Linked DNA regions of Homo sapiens: region 2 is linked to region 1. The links are chromatin loops, found by intact Hi-C in ENCODE. Cell type or tissue: natural killer cell. All regions are shown on one strand. Each heading gives the region's core, and the rest is flanking DNA. Links, peaks and the distances in the headings are about the cores only. Region 1 overlaps PDE4D (phosphodiesterase 4D). Region 2 has its middle 170 kb from the start of PDE4D-AS1.

Evidence for each region. A loop is a pair of places that touch in the nucleus more often than their neighbours do. Peaks named below come from ENCODE experiments on the same cell type or tissue, not always from the same donor. Only the 100,000 strongest peaks of a DNase experiment are listed, where the experiment ranks them.
Region 2: it touches region 1 in a loop (5-fold over the local background); 58 of 110 quality-filtered maps call a loop at or near these places.

Annotation. Positions count from the first base shown.
Region 1 is chr5:59,169,496-59,177,495 of GRCh38, reverse strand. The region is part of intron 5 of PDE4D (phosphodiesterase 4D); the gene reads left to right. Among named protein-coding and RNA genes, the nearest start is that of PDE4D-AS1, 130 kb to the right of the region's middle. In natural killer cell, for the core only: CTCF peaks have their summits at 2,857 and 3,058 (motif pointing right); a DNase peak (open chromatin) is centred at 3,065.
Region 2 is chr5:58,863,865-58,880,835 of GRCh38, reverse strand. No RefSeq gene overlaps it. Among named protein-coding and RNA genes, the nearest start is that of PDE4D-AS1, 170 kb to the left of the region's middle. In natural killer cell, for the core only: a CTCF peak has its summit at 9,007 (motif pointing left); a DNase peak (open chromatin) is centred at 8,975.

The sequences.
Region 1 (8,000 bases), core at 1-8,000:
AACACGCATGATGCCCTTAGCATAGTGCCTCACAGAACCAGCACTTAATACATCTTTTTAAATTCCATTTTGTTGTTATTACTTGGTTTTGTTTCTAGGGCCCACTGTATACATAGAACTAGGGGTTTCTTCATCAATTCAGGCTGCCATAACAAAGTACCATAGACTGGGTGGCTTATAGACAACACAAATTTATTTCTCACAATTCTGGAGGCTGGAAGTCTGAGATCAGGATGCCAGCATGGTTGGGGTCTGGTGAGAGTCTTCTTCTAGGTTGCATCAGTGCCCTTTGTAAAGGCACTAGTCTCATTTGTGAGTGTTGAGTGCTCCACCCTCACGACCTAATCACCTCCCACAGGCCCGGCCTCCAAATACCAACACATATTGGGTTAGGATATTGAAATGAATTTTAGGGGCACACAAGCACTCATTCCGTAACAAGGGGGTAATGGAAAGAATAGGACAAAGACACAAACGAAGGAAAGGGAACAGTGAGAGAAAGGCAAGCTTGCAAGATCATGAGAGGAAAACTTGTGGGTCCTTAAATTGGCCAAAATGGATGCGCTTGCTTTGTGCCCATCAAAATGGGGTCTCCTCCTGCTCCCAGCACTGTCTCCTTTATTCTCATCACAATTCACAGACGCTGGTAGCTTTGTGATAGAGATGATACACTGTTGTTCAGGATGAATTTCTAAGTCTAAGAACTCACTTTTGAGTCATAGTTGTTTGAAGGAGAAATATTAATTCTCTATCACTTTTCTGTAAACCAACTCTAATTTTTAAAAAAGAAGAGTTAAGAACTTCAGCAGTCTACATATCACATACCATGCTTTCTAAGGAGTTGTCACATAGAATTTACAATACCCTCTTCCTCTTTTCAAGGTTATTGCATTTGACATGTATTAAAGCCAGGAGAATTTGATTTTTTTTTTTTTTTCTTGAGATAGAGTTTTGCTCTTATCGCCCAGGCTGGAGTGCAGTGGCGCGATCTGAGGCTCACTGCAACCTCCGCCTCCTGGGTTCAAGCAATTCTCCTGCCTCAGCCTCCCAAGTAGCTGGGATTACAGATGCCCACCACCACGCCCGGCTAACTTTTTGTGTTTTTAGTAGAGACAGGGTTTCACTGTGTTAGCCAGGATGGTCTTGAACTCCTGACCTCAGGTGATCCACCCACCTTGGCCTCCCAAAATGCTGGGATTACAGGCATGAGCCACCACACCTGGCCGAGAGTTTGATTTTATAGCATTAGGGTTTTAAAGCTAGGTTTTAAAGGTAGGTCACTGGCCAGTTTTTATTTCAATATATAGTAGGTAAACATACAGGTCTAAAATGATCTAACAATTCCTTAAAAGTAAGGCTTTGAAGTTTGCATTTATAAAAGAGACTTAAATAGCTCTTTTGCTCTTTAGTGTGATATGACAAAGATGATGTGTGGCATTTGGAGCCTGAATGTGAACCCAGTCTCTCCTTTTTGCTTCATTTCCTCATTTTGGAGATTTGAGTACCTAACACTTAGGACTGTTGCAAGAATTCAAGGAGATAAGTTATATAAAAGGATAGAGTTCAAGTTGGGCATGGTGGCACACCCCTATAATCCCGGCTACTCAGGAGACCAAGGTGGGAGGACTGCTTGAGCTCAGGAATTCAAGACCAGCCTGGGCAATGTAATGAGACCCTGTCTCCTAAAGTAAAAAAAAAAAAAAAAAAAAAAAAATGGAGGCCGGGCATGGTGGCTCATGCCTGTAATCCCAGCACTTTGGGAGGCCAAGGCGGGTGGATCACCAGGTCAGGAGTTCAAGACCAGCCTGGCCAAGATGGTGAAACCCCGTCTCTATTAAAATACAAAAATTAGCCAGGCGTGGTGGCAGGTGCCTGTAATCCCAGCTACTCGGGAGGCTGAGACAGGAAATCGCTTGAACTCTGAGGGCGGAGGTTGCAGTGAGCCGAGATCAGGCCACTGCTCTTCGGCCTGGGTGACAGAGTGAGACACCGTCTCAAAAAAAAAAAAAAAAAAAAAAAAAAAAGAAAGAAAAATGGATAGAGTTCCGAATGTGATGAGGAACTCACCAAGTGTTTCTTCCTATAACCCTGTCCCAATGCCTGACATTTTTTTGTTCCTAAAGCTAATTTAAAAACTGGTAGAATAGAGGTAACAGAGAATATTGGTATGTCAGCTTCTTTGGTACATTTCATTTATGATTTTGTTTTCACACAGTCATGGCATGACATTTTTAGTAATCCTTTTATCATTTAGAGTAAGGCTCACCTACATACGTCCTTAATGTGTGGTGCACACCAGAAGTAAAGAGTGCATTGGAACATGAGAGGGTGGCAAAGAGTCAGAGATGCCCAAGCCATACCTGCACTGGGACAGTGATCCCATTTTTGAAGTACAGCCATGTAGCTTGGAGCACAGTCCTTCCTTGTAAGCATTTCATTTTCGAACAACCTTAGCTCAAGGCAAGCATTCTGCAGCCATCTCATTAAATGTTACATCTTCACAATACCATTTTCAATGCTTCTGAATTTCCATATTTCCAATATGTTTATTTAATCATCCTCAATTAGAGGATTTTCATGCAAGGACACAACTCTAAAGAAAACGTATTTAAATATCTTTATTTTAAAGATGAAAAAACTGAGACCTAGTGAGAGAGGGTGCTGCTTAGTGACAATGCCAGGAATAAACATGTGGTTCCTTTTTCGAGTCCATGGTCCTTCTTACACCTTTATAAAGTAAAATAAACCATTAGATTCGGGTGGCCTTTATACCCACCGTGGAAGTATATGCTTTAGAGAAAGTAAATGAAGTATTAATACTAACTCCTGAGTAATAGATGTGGCATTGTATTATTTGTATATGAGCTTGAAAATTTCTCATCCCAACCTCTCACTGGACATATCTCTGTAGTTATAGCTATTTTGATTATATCTACTGCTTATACCCCAGAGGCATAGAGACCAGCACCCTAAAGCAAAAGACTTCTGGATTTTGACTTTGGAAAATACAAATTCTTCTACAGGAGCGGTGAAACTAGTACAGCTGCCTGCTCTTTACCTGTAGGGGGAGACACATGATGCAGTGACAAGCATAGAACAGCACAGAAGTGGTTTTAGTCCAGAAAATAAATAAATAAGTAAATTGGTCTAAGTCTTCATTCCTTTTTGTATTTTTTTACCCTGAAGATTCATGGCTTCATTAAAAACAGTAAGTGCATTCTAAATAGAATTTAGTCAATTGGCACGTAGAAAATTAAAAAGTAAACTATCCAAATAATGCTAGTCTGTCAAAACACAATGAGAAGAAATTTAATCTTATATGTTTGTTGTTCTAAAGCACAAGCAGTTTCTAAGAATTAATAAGGGGGAAAAACAATAATGATATTTAATTGGGACAATTATTTTTTTGTTATCTGGGCTAATCACTTAATGCTTTGAGCTTATCGAATGAAAGAAACTAAGCAACTATTTCATGGTGACAATAAGGATGCTGGCTACTTACTTAGATCTGCCTTTTAAATCTGTGTGTGTGTGATAAAAGCAAGTAGTATATATAGTTTTTTAAAAAGAAATATAGAGAGATCTAATAGATGGGAGCAAGAACCATATAAAGAAGGCAAAAGGGATCTACATGAGAGAAATATGTAAGTCCTCAGGAGATACTGAAGTAAAACATGTGTTGTGTCAGTGTATAGGGAAGACAAGAGACCCAGCCATTGCCAGAGAAGCCCTACTTCCTCATCAACCACCAGCAGGCAGCAGCTTCATGCTGTAGTTCTTTTTTTCCTTTAATAGAATAAAGATTGTGGCCACACTTTAATAATTGCCAGAAATATGTGTTCATTAAGCTTTTTAAGAAATGTGATCGAAAAATGCTGATGATACATTGTGTTTAATAGCTTTAATAAAAAACTGATAAAGCATCTAATACATCTAATGACTGTCGGATTTCCTAAATCTTTTAAGCTGAAGGAGTTTACTTTTACAAAAATCCTCATTGAAAAAGAATCTTCCGGTAAAAACATTGAACTGAAAGATTTGCATAAATGCATGGAGTATTACTATTTATTAGTTAAACTTATGATCTTTTAGAGCAGTAAAAGTCAGTTCTCTTTCTTACAAATGAATTTGTTTTGGCCTTTTATGCTTTTATTTAATGAGTAGAGCCATACCTATTAATATATAAAAAGATCAGATCTGACACCGTGGCTTTTTGACCAGGAATTGATTGAAGTTAGACTTGTTTTAAGAATAGTGAAAACAAGGGCTATGTCCTAATTATGAGGGGAAATAATTTAATTGTGTCTCTCTTGTCTGAATATCTGATTTGGATGCTTTGTTATAACTTTAATTGAAATAATTAAATGGGGCTCATGTTCATTTAGCCTAGCAAAAAGGTGATGAGCTAGCATATATGTTAAAAACCCAGCTTTCCTCTTAGTAGTTGTCTAATTTTGGTCAATGTACTTAAATTCTCCAAGTTTTGGGGGTATTCTTTATCAGTAAATTCTAATTCAGTGCTTAACATAGTACTTGGTACTCAGAATGTATTCAACAAATGTTACTTATCATTATTGCTATAATATTATTATTATTATTATCTGCTTGGTCAACAGTATTTTCCATGCACCTTATATATGGCATGCATACGCTCTGGAGGTAAAATGTGACTACTGGTTCAAGAAATTTACAAAGTAAGGGAGAAGGAATTATAAATAGTTAAGTACTAGCTAAATGCCATGATTGAAGCCTTTATATTTTTTATTTTAATTAATTAATTAATTTTTAGAAATAGGGCCTCACTCTGTTGCCCAGGCTGGAGTGAAGTGGTACGATCTTGTCTCATTGCAACCTCCGCCTCCCAGTCTCCAGCAATCCTCCCACCTCAGCCTCCTGAGTAGCTGGGACTACAGGCATGCACCACCACGTGTGCATAATTTTTTATTTTATTTTTTGTATTTTTTGTAGAGGCGGCGTTTTGCCGTGTTGCCCAGGCTGATCTGGAACTCCTAGGCTCAAGCAATCTGCCCACCTTGGCCTCCCAAAGTGCTGGGATTATAGGCATGAGCCACAGAGCCTGGACTGAAACCTCTTTAAATATATATATTTATATAAATATATATTATATATAATATATACAAAATATATAATATATAATATATTATATATTATATATTTTATAAAATTATATATATTTCTTATATAAATATATATTTCTTATAAATTGTATAAATATATATTTATTATATATTATATACATATTTATTATATATTTATTATATATTATATACATATTTATTATATATGTATTATATATTATATACATATATTATATAAATATATATAATATTATATATTTATTATATATATAATATATATTTATTATATATATAATATATATTTATTATATATATAATATATATTTATTATATATATAATATATATATATTATATATATAATATATATTTATTATATATATAATATATATTTATTATATATATAATATATATTTATTATATAAATATATAATATATAAATATAATTCTCATATAAATAAATATAATATTTATTATATAATGTATTTCTCATATATATGCTTATTATATAATAAATATATTTCTCATATAAATATATATGTTTATTATAAAATAAATATATAAAATATATATTAAATAATTATATTATATATTTAATATATAATATATATGAATATGTATTCATATATAGAGAGAGAGAGAGCCAGTGGCTCTACCTAGGAAATGCTCCCTGATAAATTTGAAGAACATAATGCTTTCCATGTGGTTAGGGGAGGATTGAGGATTACCTCACAACAAAAGACCAGCAAGAATAAGGTATGGAAGCATGGAATGCCTGTCCATATCAGGGGACTGGGAACAGTAAAGGACAAATTGAGTTAAAGGTGTATAGGAGCAACTGAACAGGATGCTCCAGAGGTAGATTAAGGAAATAATATTTGAGGCCTACATAAATAACAGTGGACTTTATTTTATGGACAGTGGAAAATCATTGAGCATTTCCAATCGTAGGAACAAATACACATTTCAGAATGACAGTAATTGGAAGCAGTGTAGAAAGAGATTGAAAAGAAGAAAGACTAGGGGCAGCCCCATACTCTTCAGGGGGCTGTCACAGGCCTTGTACAGGATCAAGATAATGCAGCTCTGAACTGGGGTGGAAGTGGGGCTGTGGAGATGAGGGAATGGGTTCACAACTCTTCAGAGATAGGATTGAAGGGACTTGGGGGTTGATTAGAGCAGAGACTGAGGATGAACAATTTTAAAGTGAAAGTATGAGCCAGGTGTGGTGGCTCACGCCTGTAATCCCAGCAGTTTGGGAGGCTGAGGCGGGTGGATCACCTGAGGTCAGGAGTTCAAGACCAGCCTGGCCAACATGGTGAAACCCCATCTCTACTAAAAATACAAAAATTAGCCAGGCGTGGTGGCACGTGCTTGTAATCCCAGCTACTCTGGAGGCTGAGGCAGGAGAATTGCTTGAACCCAGGAGGCAGAGGTTACAGTGAGCCGAGATGGCACCATTGCACTCTAGCCTGGGCAACAAGAGAGAAACTTCATCTCAAAAAAAAAAAAAAAAAGTGAAAGTATATATACACATGTTCATTACAGCACTGTGAATGTGCATAAAGGGTTAAAAACAATCCAAATTCTAAATAATGTGTGAATTCTATTTAGGTAGGGGTTAAAAAATTCCCATAATAAAATGATTTTAAATAATTTATTTTTGAGAAAATTTTAATAATATGGAAAAATGTTTGTATTTTAAGGAATACATAATAAAGTGCCATGTGGGCAATAGGCACACATTTAATGCACTTTAATTATGTATATTGAATTGAACTTAAGTTACTTTTAGTTGTTGACCAGTAGTTAGCAAAGGTAGATAGGTTTACCATTTTACATTGAATCTAGTGACAAACATGTTATTTCTCAGGTCCCAGTTGTTAGTTTGCCTCTCCTTGCCTAGAAAGGGCACTGGTGAGACCCGCCCTAACAATATTTCAATATTATGGTTCCACAGTCCAGCATTAACTGTATTTTAAAATAATAATATCTCTCACATAGGGCAGCATTTTATGGATTATTGAGCCTATGACAAAAATGTTGTATTATCCTTCAGATGATCAGAAAAACTACCCTTAGGGCTGGGTGCAGTGGCTCACACCTGTAATTCCAGCACTTTGGGAGGCAAGGGAGGAAGATGGCTTGAGGCCAGGAGTTTGAGGCAAGCCTGAAACACAGTGAGACCTCCATCTCTACAAAAAATTTTAAAAATTAGCTAGACATGGTGGTGCACACCTGTAATCCCAGCTATTCAGGAGGATCATTTATGCCCAGGAAGTTGATGCTGCAGTGAACCATGATCATGCCACTGCACTCTAGCCTGGGCTACAGAGCAAAACTCTGTCTCAGAGTAAGAAAAGCTACCACATGAATAAAAGATCTCAGTGTCACCAAAGTCCACTCCTGCCAGCATCCCTTCCCCGCTGCCCTGAGTTTAAAAAGAGCAATACTTCCCAAACCTGTCTCTGATCAAAGGAATCCCCAAGGGCTTCCTGAGAACAACCACAAAATGACTGATTCCCAGACTTTCCAGAACTGAATGTCTAGGATAAGGCTCAGGATCTAAATTATTAACAAATACTCCCAGGTGAATGGGCTTGATTGGCCAAATTTGGGAGAATAATGGAATACTGAAGAAAGCAGGTGAGAGGGCTGCCTGTGTACAGTGTTGTCATTGAGTTGATGATAGCTTGTTGGAAAATACCTGTCTTTCTGGAAAGTATATATAGTGACACCCACACCCTCATCTAACAAACAGTGCAGCCCAGGATAAGCACGATCATATGTGCAAAGTGCTCCACGATTAGTGAAAGAAGATACAAGGTGATATTATTATCTGTGCTGACTTCGTCATCCTGGGCATCAGCGTCAGGGTCATCATCTGTTATCTCTCAAAATAC
Region 2 (16,971 bases), core at 4,131-12,130, 300 kb after region 1:
ATAAGGAGACATTGAAACATTTAAGGAAGAGAGAGACAGAATGGACTTTGAGTTGGATTGGATAACCTCTAACATTTCATCCAGTTCTAAGATTTCTTCCACTTCAATAGATTCCTCTTATTTCCCAGCTTTCTCTTGTTTATAAATTTCTATGAATTGAACATCTATTATATGCACAATCTGATAGTAGTTTCCATGGGAGAATTAAAAATATTAAAACATTGTCTCTGTCTTCTATAGAAAGAATTTATAGAAACTCATACCTGACATAAAGCTGGGAACAATAAGCTAAGTGTTATAAAAGAAATCAAAAGGAATCACAACCTACTGAGTGTGTAAGATTCCAGGGAGAGAGAGAAGATATCCAAATATAATGATGGTGGCTCCATGGCAGGCAGTGGAGGTGGGAAGGGAATGGGAAGAGATGCCTAGTTTTTCAAGTAGGTAACATTTGATAAGATATTAGCCAGAGTGAAAATTTCAACACCAATGGAAGGTCTTCCAAATAAAAGACCGAGTATGAACAAAGACAGATGCAGGAAAATGATGAGACATATTTGGAGAAGGAGGCAGTGGCCAGTTGTAAGGGTTGGGGGAAAGGGAGAGAAGTAAGTGGGTCCAGGCTCCCACTGGGTTTGAATGCTCACTGGAGAGCTCTGGAGTCAGTTCTGATCCCTGAAGGTGTGTGAGCTGGAAAGGGATGCTATCCTAGGATGGCATTATCATCTAATGGAAGAGATGCTGTCATAGGATTCATTACCATATAATGAAGTGTATAGCTACTTTGGAAGGGGAATTCAGCATCTTGGATGAAGCTGAGGCCCATCTAGAGTTATTCCAGACCTAATGACAAGTTAATGGGGCCTAAACCAAGGGAGCTATGATGGGGACGAAAGGAGGGGATGTGATGAAGAACTATGGATTTATGGCCACGAGCCTTAGATGCTGCTTGTCCTTAGCAAATGGCAACTTAGCAGGGTAAAGGTCAGAAAAAATATAAGATGCCTGAGGCTTCAGGATTGTGTGGCTAGGAGAATTTTGGTGTCATTAATAAAAAGGCAGAACTCGAGGAGAAAAACTGGTTGGGAAAAGATGTACTGATAGCCATTGTTCAGGTTACAAATGTGATCTGCTACAGAAAGATGCAGAAAGACATAGTTCCTGCTTTTAGGAAAGATGAGGCACACACATACACATCAAAGCAAAAAGGACAGGGGTGGCAAGTACAAAAAGGGTGCTATGGGAATCCAGAGGAATTTCTGGAATAACTCTTGACTGGCCCCAGCTTCACCCAAGATTATGAATTTTCCTTCCAAAGCAGCTATAGGTATCATTATGTGATAATGAGTCCTATGACAGCACTTCTTTCATTAGATGATGATGGCATTCTAGGAGCTACATGTATCCACATGGATATATCACAAAAACATTGTAGTGAGAGATCAGGGTCCCATCAGGAAAATATGGCACACCTATGACATTTAACAGACGGTAATTCAATGAAGAGACCATGTGCAGAGGCATGGCTGTATGAATGGAACCAGAGAGTTAGTAAAACATGTGGGAATTAGCAACAGAAGGAAATGTTTACTGCCTCTAGGCTTGAAGTGAGAAAGGGAGGGATTTAGTGGTGATGGAACCTCCTGAGAGCAGAAGCCACAGAAGAGAACCTGCTAGAAGGGATCTATTAACTAGAAGGAAGCCATTCCAGAAATGCAGCCAGCTGGGAAGACATATCTTCTATGCATTAATTTCTTTTTTTCTTTTCTTTTCTTTTCATTTCTTTCTTTCTTTCTTTTTTTTTTTTTTTTTTTTGAGACAGAGTCTCGCCCTGTTGCCCAGGCTGGAGTGCAGTGGCTCGATCTTGGCTCACTGCAACTTCCGCCTCCCAGATTCAAGCGATTCTCCTGCCTCAGCCTCCCAAGTAGCTGGGATTACAGACGCCCACAACCACGCTAGCTAATTTTTGTGTTTTTAGTAGAGACAGGGTTTCACCATGTTGGTCAGGCTGGTCTCGAACTCTTGATGTCAGGTGATCCACCCGCCTCGGCCTCCCAAAGTGCTGGGATTACAAGCATGAGCCACCATGCCCAGCCTGCACTAGTTTCGTATAGGTGCAGTAACAAATTACCAGAAACTTAATGGCTTAAAACTTAAAATTTATTATATTGTAGTTCTGGAGATCATAAATGCAAAATAGATTTCACTAGGCTAAAATCAAGGTGTTGGCAAGGCTGCATTCCTTCTGGAAGTTCTGGGGAGAGAATCTATTTCCTTCACTTTTCCACTTTCTAGGAGCCGCCTGCATTCCTTGACCCATGGTCCCTTTTTCCACCTTCAAATCCAGCAGTGTAGCATCTTCTGATCCCTTTGTCTAACCATGACCCTTTTGCCTTCCTCTTATGAGAACCCTTCTGATGACATTGGGCCCACTCAGATAATCCCAGACAATCTCCCCATTTGAAGTTCTTTAATCACATCTGTGCAATCTCTTTTGTCATATAAGGTAATATATTACAGGTTCTGGGGATTAGAACATGGACATCTTTGGGAAGGCATTTTCTGCCTAGCACATCATACTTTCTCTTCTGCCTTTCTTCAATCTCCTTTGCTTTCCAATGGATAAATCCAATCTAACAAGGGAGCCTGCAGATGCAGTCCATGGGAGTTCCTCTTTTGGGGCCCATCATCATGGAGAAGGACAGAAAATGGAAGTGGGGTAGGCCATTGGAGACTAACCAATGGAAAATAAGTTGTATAACGAAATATATGCATGGTACTATTCACATGAGTTGGAAAACATAGAACAATCCTCACGGTTATATATATAGGTGGTATTAATATATTTAAAAAATATCTTATTTTAGAATAGTTATAGACTTACTGAAAAATTAAGAAGACAGTGCAGTTTCTGTATACTCCACACCTCGTTTCCCCTATTATTAGTATCTTACATTAATAGGGCACATTTGTCACAATTAATGAACCAATATTTATTCATTATTATAAACTGAAGTCCATACTTTTCAAATTTGTTTAGTTTTTAAATGTCTTTTTGTGTTCCAAGATTCATCTAGGATATCATATTAATTTTTTGTCAGTCGTTTTTGACCCCCTTTTGTTGTGACAGTTTCTCAGGCTTTTCTTTTGATGGACAATAATACTTAAAAATTACACAGGAATCACAAACACCACATTTAGGATCGTGCTTACCTCTGGGGACTTTGTGAGGGGAATGGGATCAGGAAAGGGACACACAGGTGCTTCAGATACTTTGGTAACATTTTCTCTCTTTAAAAAGATCTAAAGCTGGTGTGCAAAATGTTTGGAACTGATAGCACTGAATAGAGAGTAAATTTGTTATATGATTCTCTGTGATTATTTATTTATTTATTTGAAATAGCTCAGAGTTAAATTAAGGACTTGGTGGGGAGGGAGGAAGAAGAGGAAAGGAAGACGGAAGGTGGCTGCAATCTAATGAGCAATGGGGCGTGGCCTGATGGAGCTGGAGTTGGCAAACGTTGGTTGTGGGGCACGAAGCTAGAATTGCAGGCTAAGCCTATGGCAAGTGCCGATGATGGAGGCTGGATCAAACCTCTTTGTCAACTGAGAACCACAGACAATTTCTGAGCAGTGGAATGGGAATGGAGGGGTGATTCTTTGGGAGGTATAGGATATGTGGTGAAGAATAATTAAGGCAACTCCATTGGGCGGGTGGTGCAGAGGTAAAGATGTATACACATAAGGCCCTAAATATAAAATAGTAGCAAATATGTATCGAGTGCCCACTCTTTTAGTGCTCTGTGTATCTAATTTAATCCTTAGGACAACCCATTGAAGTATCACCACCTCTCTTTGCAGGTGAGGAAACTGAGCCACAGAGAAGTCAAATAGCTTTCCCACGGTCACAAATCTGGAAACTGGGGGCACTGGATGGGAATTAGACAGGCTCACTGCAGGGTACGTGTGCCTAAAATTTGGGTTCTGCTCCTGCCCTAGAATGTGAGTAGTAGAGGCGATGAGACCTGGGTATTAGGGGTGAAGGAGAAGTGGGTGTTGGGGAATGAATGGCTTCAAGCTTGGTTGACCAGAGGATATTATGACCACAGAGACAAATTTTAAACATCACGAGAAAGAGCTGGATTGAATAGTTGGCTAATAAGAAAAGTTATATTAGAGGAGCTGAAGAAAGGTCAAGTCAGCAAGCTGTAAAGCACTTTGTGGAGCAGCTGCTTTGGGCGTGAGAGTTAAAGCCACAGGAGTGAGGGAGGGCGATTTCTTTACAGAGAAAAGGAAGAAAGAAAAGTGAAAGGCAGGAAGCAATTAAAATTATAAAGATAGAAGCAATCTTATAAACTTGGTTTATGAAATATTTAGTAGGCTTTTTACTTAGGTATGCTCCTCCCTCCTACTTCTGTTGGGGCGAGCCCGCCTGAGAGGTGGTTTGTTTTTTCCTTTTACAAGTCCATCTCCTTACAGAAGGGGTTCTTGGCTTGATACAGTTTCTAGATGGATGAAATAGCACCCCCTTGCCCAGTTTATTTCTATTTATATTATTATTTCTAATTTGGCTGAGCACTTTTCACTTTCATTTAAAGATTTGAAAATGATATTCCCTTCCTTTTCAATATCTTTATGCAAACATGCTTACTTTGAGGTGTGATAACAAACAGGAGTTGAAATAAACATCTTGAAAATTTAAAATGTTGTGGGAAGAACATTGTTGACTTTCAACTTCTTGAACTGTTTGACTTTAAAGTGAAATTAGGATTTAAAATGCTTATTCCTTTTTGCCTCCCCCCATAAGGAGATAGCAGGGGAGGAGCTGTGTGGCTTCTTTCTTTGTCCTATAGGGGCTTAAATTTGTGTGCTCTTGAGATCCATTTTAAAACACAACAAGAAACATTCTTTAAAACTCAGTAATGTTTGACTACAAAATAGTGAATTCATGCATGCCATAATACATCAGATTGTGGTAAAACGTGAACTTTCCGCTAAAGTGTGTGGTAAAAGATGCATTTACTGCAACACTACATTAGGGGGCTATCAAACACAAGTCAGAACTGGATAGCAGTCTTTTTAGTTATTTCTGAAGAAATCTGAAAAGGAAAAGTTAGGGGAGAGAAACGCTGATCTAAAACTTGACCTGTTTTGTTATTTTCATAGGAAGTAAGCTTTGTAGAATATTAGTCTAGTGAGTCCAATCATTTTTACATATATAGAACTGCATGGAATAAGAGAGTAGAAGCTAGTAGTGGAAGATCATTGAACCAAGAGTCAGAAGACTTGGTTCAATCCCTAACTGCTATAATCCTGGACAAACTGGGGTCACCTGCCCTTACCCTCAGAAATTCCACTATAATTTATCTGTGGTGCAGCCTAGGCTAGGTGTTTTTAAAAACAGTCACCGGCTGACTATCCTGAACACCTAGGGTTGAGCGCCATTGCATAGTATCAGCTGTCAGCTACTGTTTGATAGAAGATGGAATGGCGGGACAGCCAGTGCTTATGTGAGAGATGAAGGCAGAGCTGGAGGGGGAATATAGTGGGCTTGCAATTGACCCTCAACATCTATTTCACTCTAAATGCTTGGTCCAAGCCAACCAGGGGACTCTTGGACAGTGATGGGTTCCAGGTAGAGCATATATAATCACATTCTGGTCAATAAGACCTAAGAAGCCTGGTCCTGCTGCTGGTTGGGGGTCAGGGGGTTTTATTCTAGGAAAGATCTCTCACTTAAGAGAAAGTCCCAGAGGAGATATTCTCTTTTCTTCCTTGCACTATTTTATCTGGATGTGATGCTTGGTTCCACTGAAGCTATCTGGCTACCTGCTTATAGATGGAATAGGCATCAAAGTTCAGAAGATCCTGGGTCTTAATTACATTGATAAGCCATTATATCAACCAGCCCTGAGCCCATCCTACTTCTGGGATTTTTGTTATGTTGGATTTTAAAAACATCTATATTTAAAATCACTTTGAGTTAGATTTTGTTATTTGCAGTCAAACATACTCTAAATGATACAGTGAAAGATAGTTCACTTTTGGCATAAAGTCAAAAGAGAGTTTTCTAATGAGATTCTCCCTGATACTATGCCAATCTTCTTACAGCTTCAGTGAAGGCGAAGTCTGGGCTGTGGAATCATAGAACGTTAGACCTAGCTATATGATTCAGAATCCTTATTTTTGATGAATAGATTAGAGTTGGGGAGGTAATATTACATTCCTAAGGTCACACAGCAAGTTGGTGACATGGCTACACCTAGAAAACCTGAATGATATTGCATAGTAAAACTCAATTGTAAAGGGTACATCCCACCATATTTTTAATATACAGCTAGTTTGTTCACAACCTCCATATGTTCAGTGATACTATGTCCCTTATATACAAAATATCAAGAATATTTCTCCCTAAACTTAAAGCCTGAAATAGGTTTTACAAATTATATTATTAAGCTTTGCTATATTAAAATTTCACTCTGAACAGTTCAGAATTGTCAATCAAGATAAATTAGATAATTACCCAAATTAGTTTTGCTCCAAATTAGAAGCCACTGGAGCCCCATGAAACTTGTGCTTTGCCCTTGGGCAAAGTGGGTGTCAGCCTCCTTTGCATGATTTTACAGAAATGTAAACATTTCATCTGCCCATCAAATTGCCTTCCCACCATTGATATTCAACTCTGTAGTTAGAGATTCATCCTTTCGGTGTAAGGCTCAGTCTGATATTAAAACACTAATAGCTCTGGACAGAATAGTACCCAAATCTATGCTTCTCATGCAGAGGTAATCATATGCAAATTTTCAGGGGGGAAAGATGGCACACCTTTCTGGAGAACAAACCTAAACTAATGGAAAAAAATATGTATATATAGGACAAAATGCAAAATGACAAGAATTTTAAAGACGAAATAGGAGATTGTAAATTTTGCATTACCTGTATACCTCTGGTCGTTTTATTTTGTTTAGGGGTACTTTGTGTGGAAAAGTTTGATAAGCACTAGTAAACTTTGCCTCACTTTGAATAAATTTTTTTTCTCTAGAATATTCACTGAATGTTAGCTAACATTCAATCTGCCTCTAAAAAATGTTAATGTTAAGGTAATGAAACATCAGATACTTAAAAATAAGCTGGATCCTGGTGTTGTCTTAGGCCTTCTGGATTTAAATTTCTTCATCCCAAATGGCAAAGCCTGGCTCTGTCCCCCTTAGAAGTTAGCATGACAATGTTGTGTGGTGGAAAGATCATGTTTTGGGGCATTAGACAGTCTGAATTCAAACCTTGACTCACTTTGCAAATCTAATCTTAAACAACCATATCATTCTTTAAAGCCTTGGTTCCTTGTCTAGATTATACAATAAGGATGCCAACAGAACCTACCTCATAAAGGATACATAAAGATTATGCATGTAAAGTAAGTGATACAAGTAGGGTTTTAAAGTTGTGGTTTTCTTATGGGACAGCTGTGATGGTTCAGTGGAAAAATGCATGTTAAGTTACTGTACACACAGTATACCCTGGACAAAATTTGGTATTCTTGTTATTATACCCAATTTGTTATATCTCATCTTGTTCAGCAATTCTGAAATTTGGTGTTTATGAGATTTATCTAACAGTTAAAAATGTAGATTATTGACATCCTGTGTGGGAGATTCTACTCAGTAGGTCTGAGGTTGGATCTGGGAATGTTGTGTAATTGTAGTAATCCCTATTCCTCCCCATTCCCACAGACACACTCACGTGATTCTGATGCACCTGTTGGATTCACAGATAGGCATTTGGTAGCCACTGAGAAGATCCCTAGGGGACGTGAGCCTTTGAGCAGTAAGGGTCATTGAGTGGACTTCCGCTTTGTATTGAGCAGTTTGGGGAGCTCCCCCTGCAAAGCCTACAGGAGTCGGAGGTGTCAGAGTGTCTGCACACCTGAGAGGAGTCATGGGAGGAGTGAGGCCAGACAACATAATGGAAGCTCTGTTTTCATGGCAGTCTTCCCAGAAGTCCATTAGCCTCATTGCTGTCCTGAGTTTAGTGGGTATGAGAGTTTGTCTGTTGTATCGAAAGTCATTCTTAGCTAATAAGGTAGAAAAATTACCTAGGACTTGATTTTTGTTTGAAAGATTAAGTAATTAAGAAGCAAAACACACTTTGCAGAATACCAATTTACATGTCAAGCATCGGTAAAACACGCTTTTTTAATAATGATTGGCTATTGGTTTCTTTCCAACCAATATCAAATCCAGTCAATAGATTCGATATTTCTGAAAAAGATCTATAACATTAAGCTGGCCACGGACACATCCGATTCCCCATAGACTCTGCCTTTCTGGAGGAAATGTATATGTTAATGTTAAGTGGTTACCACTGGGTGAGACACTGAAGAGAGGTCAGAAATGTTTGATTTTATTTTCTTTGGCAAGCATATTCCCTGGGCAATCTTTGATAACTCAGGAGTACCTATATTTAAGCAATTCTTTCAGTCTGTAAGAGTGTTGCCTGCCTCCATCCCTCCAGCAAGTTCTTACTTCTGTGGTATTTTCAGATTTAACACTTTATTTCTGGAAAATATTTTTCCACTTGTATTGCTTAACGGAGAGAGCGCTGTACTAGTATAATTTTTCCATCTCCCAATTTCTTCACTTTATCCCTACATCATATTTTAGAATAATTATAAGGATATTACTTTTCCTTGCTGATTACTTTTTCAACAGTAAAAATCTTCTCATGATGACTTTATATTTTTCCTCACTGCTAAACTTTCCTGCTTCAATAATATTTACATAATTGCATACATCAATTATATGAACTGAATTTATATAATATTTAGATTATTCTTCATGTATTTCTTTTGTATGTTTTTGCTTATTATCTTTTTAAGTCAATTAGATCCCTCTCTCAGGATCTAAGGATTGGTAAGTGGTGTGTAAATTATGCTCTCACATCACGTTCTAGTTTAACACTGACATAGAGAAAGACACAACAATTTTTACTCTGCCCTCTGGTGGTGGCAATTGGGTACAAAATTTCCTTTTCAGTCTTGTCCTCTTGGCATATAAATAATATACAAATAATAATACCTACTACATATTTTTTAACACTTTTTTTTTAAAGTTCAGGATTAGCTACTACATATTGAGTATCACATTGTCCTGGGCATTTTATCACTTCATCCTGACTCTAACGTGAGATGCTATTATAAGGAAACCAAAGATCATGGACATTAGAATCTAGCCTACAGGGGCAAGATTCAAATTCAAGGATGTCCAAATCCAAAGCCTACACTCATTTACTATGGCATGCCGCCTCCAGTCTAGTATCTTCAACAAAGAAAACAGTCTAATAAAACCATGAATTGAGTCTTTGATAACTATGTGCAGGTAAGAGTAGAGGGATTTGGCATCAGAAAGACCTAGCTTTAAAATCAATCCCTACTACCTCCTGTGTCTGTCACTTTGGGCAAGTTATTTGCTTTCTCTAAGCCTCATTTTTCTCATATATTACTATTTATGATGCTAGATAGATAGACTACATTTTAGGAGTTTGGTGAGAACTGAACAAAATAACTCAATGTAAAGCACAATGTAACTAATGTGTGATAGGTCTGATGACCACAGTCTTGTTGAAAAATATTGTGCATTCCCCAAACTCAAGTTTGTTAGACACACTTTATTTTGGTTCTTGTCTTTTATGTGACTGCCTCTTAAAATTTAAATGCAATTTTCCTAGTATAAAGGGGCTTATAGGCTTTTGGCATTCTCATAGAGCTAGCTCTGGAAACCTTTTCCTCAGTGGTTCTAGTTTATGTGTGTTACCTTCGATTTCATTAAATACTTAGTTTCAAGTGAGAATCTGGTCCTTGGGCCTTCACTTCTTGTATGTTATTCTATTCAAACCTATTTTAGACATTTATCTCGTATTAAGAAAAATTGATTAATTGAATGGTTTATTTGAGATTTGGTTACTAATTTCTATTTGATGTCAAATCACAGAAAATCAATGTTAATCTTGCTGTTTAAAAGGCCTTACCATGCTTAAAAAAGGAGTTACCTTCAAATGAAAATGTTTTCAATGCAGGAAACAAAAATGGTGTAAGGTAGTTGTGGGGATGGTAAAAAAGCTCTTTTAAAATGTTTCAGAAACTCAGGAAAAATAAATGGCACAATTAAAAAAATTCTACAGTCCTGGCAAGAATGTGGTAAGACAAGAATTTTATATCATGCCAATGAATCTGTAAATTGGTGTGGTGTTTTTGGAAAGCAATTTGGTAAGTTGTAATAAGAGATTTAAAATGTTCGTACACAGTGAAATTTCACTTTCAGAAATTTGTCCTAAAGAGAGCAAAGCTCTAGCTAGAGAGCTAGAAGTCACAGCCATACTGATGACCAAAAAGTTAGAAACAACCAAAATGTGAATAAAAGGGGACTGCTTATAAACATATAATATCTACACTAAAATCATTGGAATCTAGTCATTAAAAATAATGTCTCTCTGTGTTTCTCTCTCTTTTTTTATTAAAAATATTGATGTGGGGGATAACTTGGGAAGATGCTCATAATACAATGAGAGGTGGAAAAATAAAACTAACATACAAAATTACTTAAACTGTAAACTGTCTCTCTTCCACAATTTTGCTGTATGTATCTACTGCTCTCTCTCTATTGCTCTTTGTATCACATGTGCTTTCTCTGGCTCTGTCTTGCTGTCTCTCGTTTCTGTATCTCACTCTGTATCTCTCTGTCTTGCTGTCTGTCTGTCTGTATCTCCCTGCCTCTCTCTGTCTCTGTCTTGCTGTCCCTCTCTTTCTGTCTCCTCATTTCTCTCTCTGTGTGTATTCAAATTATATACATATACATTTCATTATAAATACAGTATTTCCTTCCCATGCCATTCTCCTTCTTCAAAATCAAACCTAATTTTCTGTGTTGTCCTAGAGCTGTTTCTTGCCTCCATTAGTTACTATAGTCAGAAATGGATTGTATTCAATTTAAAGCATCTCCACTACTGTTAGCTAGAAATTGTCTAGTGTCCACAGTTTCTTTTTAGGCTATTATAGGTTGTTGAGTTGAATAAGGAAAAGATATTGACAATCAACAGAAGTATGAATCCAGCAATAATAGCTGAATGTTTATTTCTAATGTGTAGATAACAGGTCACATCATTCTTTCCTGGAATGTTTTTTGTCTGTTTTACCAAAAATCTAGTTCTATACATGACTCTAATCTGCACATTGTCTTCTTAAAAGAGCCAAATACTCCTATAGTAATAGATCATAGTACTTTAATTCTGCGACATATCTTTTGCATTTTTAGCTTTTAGTTATAACTGGCAAATAATAAACTGGTCATATTTAAAATATATAATTGGATAAATGTTACACATATATACATCTGGTGTATTGTTACCTATTTCTGTGTAACAAATTATCCACAAAATTAGTGGCTTAAAACAAGAAGTACTTGCTATTTCACAGGTTCTGTTGGTCAGGGATATGGGAGTGGCTTAGCTGGGTGGCCCAGGCTCCGGACCTTTCATAAGGCTCTAGCCAGGATGCCAGGGTGCTGCAGACGTCTGAAGGTTTGAATGAGGCTGGAGGACTTGACTCCATCATGGTTCATTCTCATGGCTAGTGGCAAGAGGCCTCAGGTTTTTGCTTGCTGTGGACAAGAGGCCTTAGATTGCTTAAATGCCTTCACGACATGGTAATTTCCTCCAGAGTGAGTGATACAAAAGAGAACAAGCCTAAAGGAAACCACAGTACCTGTCATGACTTCGGCTCCAAAGGCTATCATCACTTTTTTCTTTTTCTTTTTTTTTTGAGACAGAGTCAGCCGGGTGTGGTGGCTCATGCCTGTAATCCCAGCAATTTGGGAAGCTGAGGTGGATGGATCACCCGCGGTCAGGAGTTCGAGACCAGCCTGACCAACATGGTGAAACCCCGTCACTACTAAAAATACAAAATTAGCCAGGTGTGGTGGCAGGTGCCTGTAATCTCAGCTACTTGGGAGGCTGAGGCAGGAGAATCCCTTGAACCTGGGAGGTTCAGTGAGCCAAGATCATGCCACTGCACTCCAGCCTGGGTAACACAGCAAGACTCTGTCTAAAAAAAAAAAAAAAAAAGATAGAGACGGAGTCTCATACTGTCGCCCAGGCTGTAGCGCAGTGGAGTGATTTCAGCTCAGTGCAGTCTCTGCCTCTGGGGTTCAAGCTATTTTCCTGCCTCAGTCTCCTGAGGACTGAGGTGCCCACCACCACGCCCAGCTAGTATTTTTTGTATTTTTAGTAGAGACGGGGTTTCACCATGTTGGCCAGGCTTGTCTCAAACTCCTGACCTCGTGATCCACCCGCCTCGGCCTCCCAAAGTTCTGGGATTACAGGTGTGAGCCACCGCGCCCGGCCATGTCACCACTTCTTTATCCTGTTCGGAGCAAGTCACTAAGTTCAGCCTGTAGTGAAAGGAAGAGAAATTCAGTTCTACTTCTTGAAGGCAAGAATGTCAAGATTTTTTGAGAACCTATTTTAAAATCACCTCACCTATGCAATCGGCAGTGTGATCAGGATAATGAATATATCCTATATTAATTAAGTTCTAAGTCAAATTAAATGTCACTGTCTCTAATATTTGCTATGTAGAGAAGTCATTAAATTGCACAAAGTGTTTTTCCAAATACCACTGCTACTTTGCATTTACAGAGAACATTCTAATCTGAATTATTTTTAAATAAATTTTTATTTTCAATCTAAATTATTTTAAGTTTTTTTTCAAAGTACTTTCAAAATTGCTGTTAAAGCAGTTGGCTCATCTTTCATTCCTGAAGCCAGCCAACATTCAGAAATTTCTGGCCAGAAATATCAGAATTCTTTATTTTGAGAATAAAGAAAAGGACAGGCTATAGCAGAGGAGAAATAAGATCATGCACACAAAGGATATTTCCTTATGTCACAGTGCTTTGACTTCCTCATAGCCTCACTTGAAAAGAAAATTATTTGGACATTCTCGAGAAATATATTTTTCTAATAAATACTGAAAATGCTCAACCAACATCTATCCAGCAAGCATATAGAGAACACATATTCCAGCTTCTAAGTTTCTCTGAGAGGATCATTGCTGCTGTCAGAAGCACCTTTGTAATAGCCATAGCAACAGCAATGCCAAGGTCACCCATTGTGAGCTGTGCACTTCTTGTGTACCAGGCACGGTGCTGTCGGACACACGTTATTAAGTCAGTTCCTTCTTACGTTAGCCCTGTAAGATAGGGGCTATTTTCCTAATTTTTTTTCTTCTAAGAAAATTAGTGAAATTAAAACTGTTGCCCTGGGTCATTCATTCATTCTTCATTCAACAAATGTTTTTGGAGCACCAGCTACAAGCCAGGCACTGTTCTAGGTGCTGGGGATTCTGCAGGAGCAAAATAGCCAATGTTCTCTCCCTCAGAGTTACAAAAAAAGAGGTGAGATTTGAACACAGATTGTTCAAAGTCTGCATTCCTAACCATGTGTCAGTGGTTCTCAAACTTTTTGGGAATGAATACTACCGGAGAAGCTTATTAGTAAGGTATATTTACTCCCTGGGGATTCTACTTTAGAAGCCCAGGAATCTGCAATTTAAACAACCATCATAGGTGATTCTAAAATAAATGGTCTGTGGACCACACTCTGGGAAATACTACTCCAGTTACGTGGCTCTAACTAAAAAAAGGAAAGGTGACACATTATCCTTATTGTACTCCATCATAGTGCATCTTCAGTTTTTTTCTCTACCAATTTATATAAATCAGTTTCCTTGGATGTAGAGTTTATGTGTCCCAAGTTCATAATAATGTGGATTTCTTTTGCCTGGATTCTACCTTCCTTCTCTTTATTTTGAAAATGTTGCACCCCAAGCAGGCTATAAGGGCCAATCCAATGGCTATTTGAACACAGAGACTTCTTGTTCTACATCTAAATATATCCAGTTTCTGTATTAACAAATGCTTTTCTATTGTCCACAATAATAGATCTTAGAAACTTCTAGCTGTAGACTTCTTTATACAATGATGAGAAATAAAGTGTCTCCAGTTTTAGAAAAGATCAGTCAGAGAGTCACTGGGTGCATTCATTATCTATTGCAGCATAATGAATTATTCCAGATTATAACCGCTGAATATAATAAAACAAAACACATTATCTCACAGATTCTGTAGATTGAGAATCCAGGAGTAGGTTAGCTGGGTATTTCAGGCTCAGAGTCTCTTATAAGAATGTAATTAAGTTGTTGGCTGGACCAGCAGATTTCTCAAGGTTCAACTTAGGATAGATCTGCTTCCAAATTCATTCATTGGCTGTTACCAGGCTTAAGAAGATCTGCTTCCAAACTGAATCCCATGGCTTTCTCCACTGTGTGTCTGCCTCAATACATAGCAGCTGGCTTCCCCAGAATGAGAAGTCAAGAAAGAATGAGAATGTCCAAAAGTGGAAGCTGCAGTCTTTTATAACCGAATCTTGCAAAGGACATCTCATAGTCTCTGCTGCATTCTATTTGCTAAATCCATTCCACAACGAAGGGGAGGGAATTGTGTAAAGGTGTGTGGTAGGCATAATAATGGCACATATTAAAGATGTTCTTTAATCCCTGGAACCTGTGGATATGTCCCATTACATGGCAAAAGGGATTTTGCAATTGTGATTAAGACTATGGATCTGAAACTATGGTGATTGTTCTGGATTATCCAGGTGGGTCCAGTGTAATCATACGAGCCTTTAAAAGCAGAAGAGGAAGTAGGAAGAGGAAAGCAGAATGGATGCAGCAGAAGAGGGAGTCAGCGAGGTTCCAAGGTTGTAAGTTATTTGACATACTGTTGCTGGTGCTGGGATATAACGGTGATGACTGGAGGGAGGCCTCTTGGAGCTCATCAAAAGCATGAGAAGGTGCATAGACAAGACTCCAGGAGCAAAGACTGTCCTTGGGTGACAGCCTGCAAGGAACTAGGGACCTCATTCCTACAATCATAAGGAGCTGAATTTGTCCATCATTTTTTTTCCATGGTATCAGTTGTATTGTCTCCTCTTTCATTTCTGATTTTATTTATTTGAGGCCTCTCTCTTTTTTTTTTCAGTCAAGCTAATGATTTGTCAATTTTATTTTTTAAAAAACAACTATTATTTCGTTCATATTTTCTGTTGTTTTTATTTCTATTTCATTTATTTCTGTTCTGATCTTTATTATTTCATTCCTTCTACTAATTGTGGGCTTTTTTTCTTCTTTTTTTCTTCTTCTTCTAGTTCTTTGAGGTATAACATTAGGTTGTTTGGAATCTTCTTGTTTGATGTAGGCAATTATTACCATCAACTTTTCTCTCAGAACTGCTTTTACTGCATCCCATGAGTTTTAGTATCATGTTTTTCCATTTTTGTTTTTCTTAAGATATTTTTAAGTTTCTCTTTCATTTCTTCTTTGAACAATTAGTTGTTCAGGAACATGTTTAATTTCCACAAATTCATGAAGTTTCCATTATTTCTTTTATTGCTTTCTAATTCATACCACTGTGGTTGGAAAAGATACTTGATATGATTTTAATTTTCTTAAAATTTTTAACACTTGTTTTATCGCCCAAAATATGATCCATTCTGGGGAATCTTTCCTGTGTGCTTAAAAAGAATGTGTATTCTACTGCTATTGGATGAGATGTTCTATATATGTCTGTTAGGTCCATTTCATCTAAAGTATAGTTTAAGTCCAGTATTTCCTTATTGACTTACTGTCTGGATAATCTGTCCACTGTTGAAAATAGGGTGTTGAAGTCCTTTACTATTATTGTATTGCAACATATTTCTCTCTTGAAATTTATTAATATTTGTTTTACATATTTAGATGCTCTGATATTGAGTGCATATCTAGTTACAATTGTTACATCATCTTGATTGATTGCTCTTCTCATCATTATATAATGACTTTATCTTGTTTTAGTTTTTGATATAATGTCTATTCTATCTGATGTAAGTAAAGCTACCTCCACTTTATTTCGATTTCCGTTTGCAGGGAATTTTTTTTTTTGTATCATGTCAGTTTCAATCTATTTGCATCTTTAAAGGTGACGCAAGTCTCTTATGCGTAGCATATAATTGTGTCTCGTGGTTTTTTGTTTTTGTTTTTATTTTTATTTTTTTGAGACAGAGTCTTGCTCTTTCGCCAGGCTGGAATGCAGTGGTGTGATCTCAGCTCACTGCAACCTCTGCCTCCTGGGTTCAAGCGATTCTCCTGCCTCAGCCTCCTGAGTAGCTGGGACTACAGGCATGTGCCACCATGCCCAGCTAATTTTTGTGTTTTTAATGGAGATGGGGTTTCACCATGTTGGCCAGGATGGTCTCAATCTTCTGACCTTGTGTTCCGTCTGCATCAGCCTCCCAAAGTGGTGGGATTACAGGCATGAGCCATGATGCCCTGCCTGTCTTGTGTTTTTATTTAGCCAGTTACTCTATAAACTGTACTTGGTTCTAATGATGAGATCATGGGTTGAATTTAGGGTGTTCTTAATACTGAATAATTTACATTTTAAATCCAAGGATAGGTTGTTTCTGGCTAAAACCATTATATTTATGAGTCTGGCCTAGAGATCAAATGGAGAAAACAAATAATAAATCCCAAAGAATTGTTATTATATTCTTCTATGGCACACTGCCCTCAGAAGAATCTTTTGTCTTTTCTACTGACAATACAAAAAAACTAAACAAAACAAAACAGCAACAACAAAAACAACCTTCTAGACCCTTACTGTTTAAGAGCAGACACATAAAAAAAAACATTAAAATATCTTTTACAGAGTTGTAATAATGTTAGGAGAGTGACTGTTAAGGAAAGTGCCAGCAAATGTATAGTATGCCTTAAGAGTAATTGTATTTTAAACTAGAACAAGAGAAGAAGAGAGATTTTGTGAGTGTCTTCTTCAGGTTGCATTCGGTTTTTGATAATATGCAAACAAAATCTTCAGAGTATTTTTG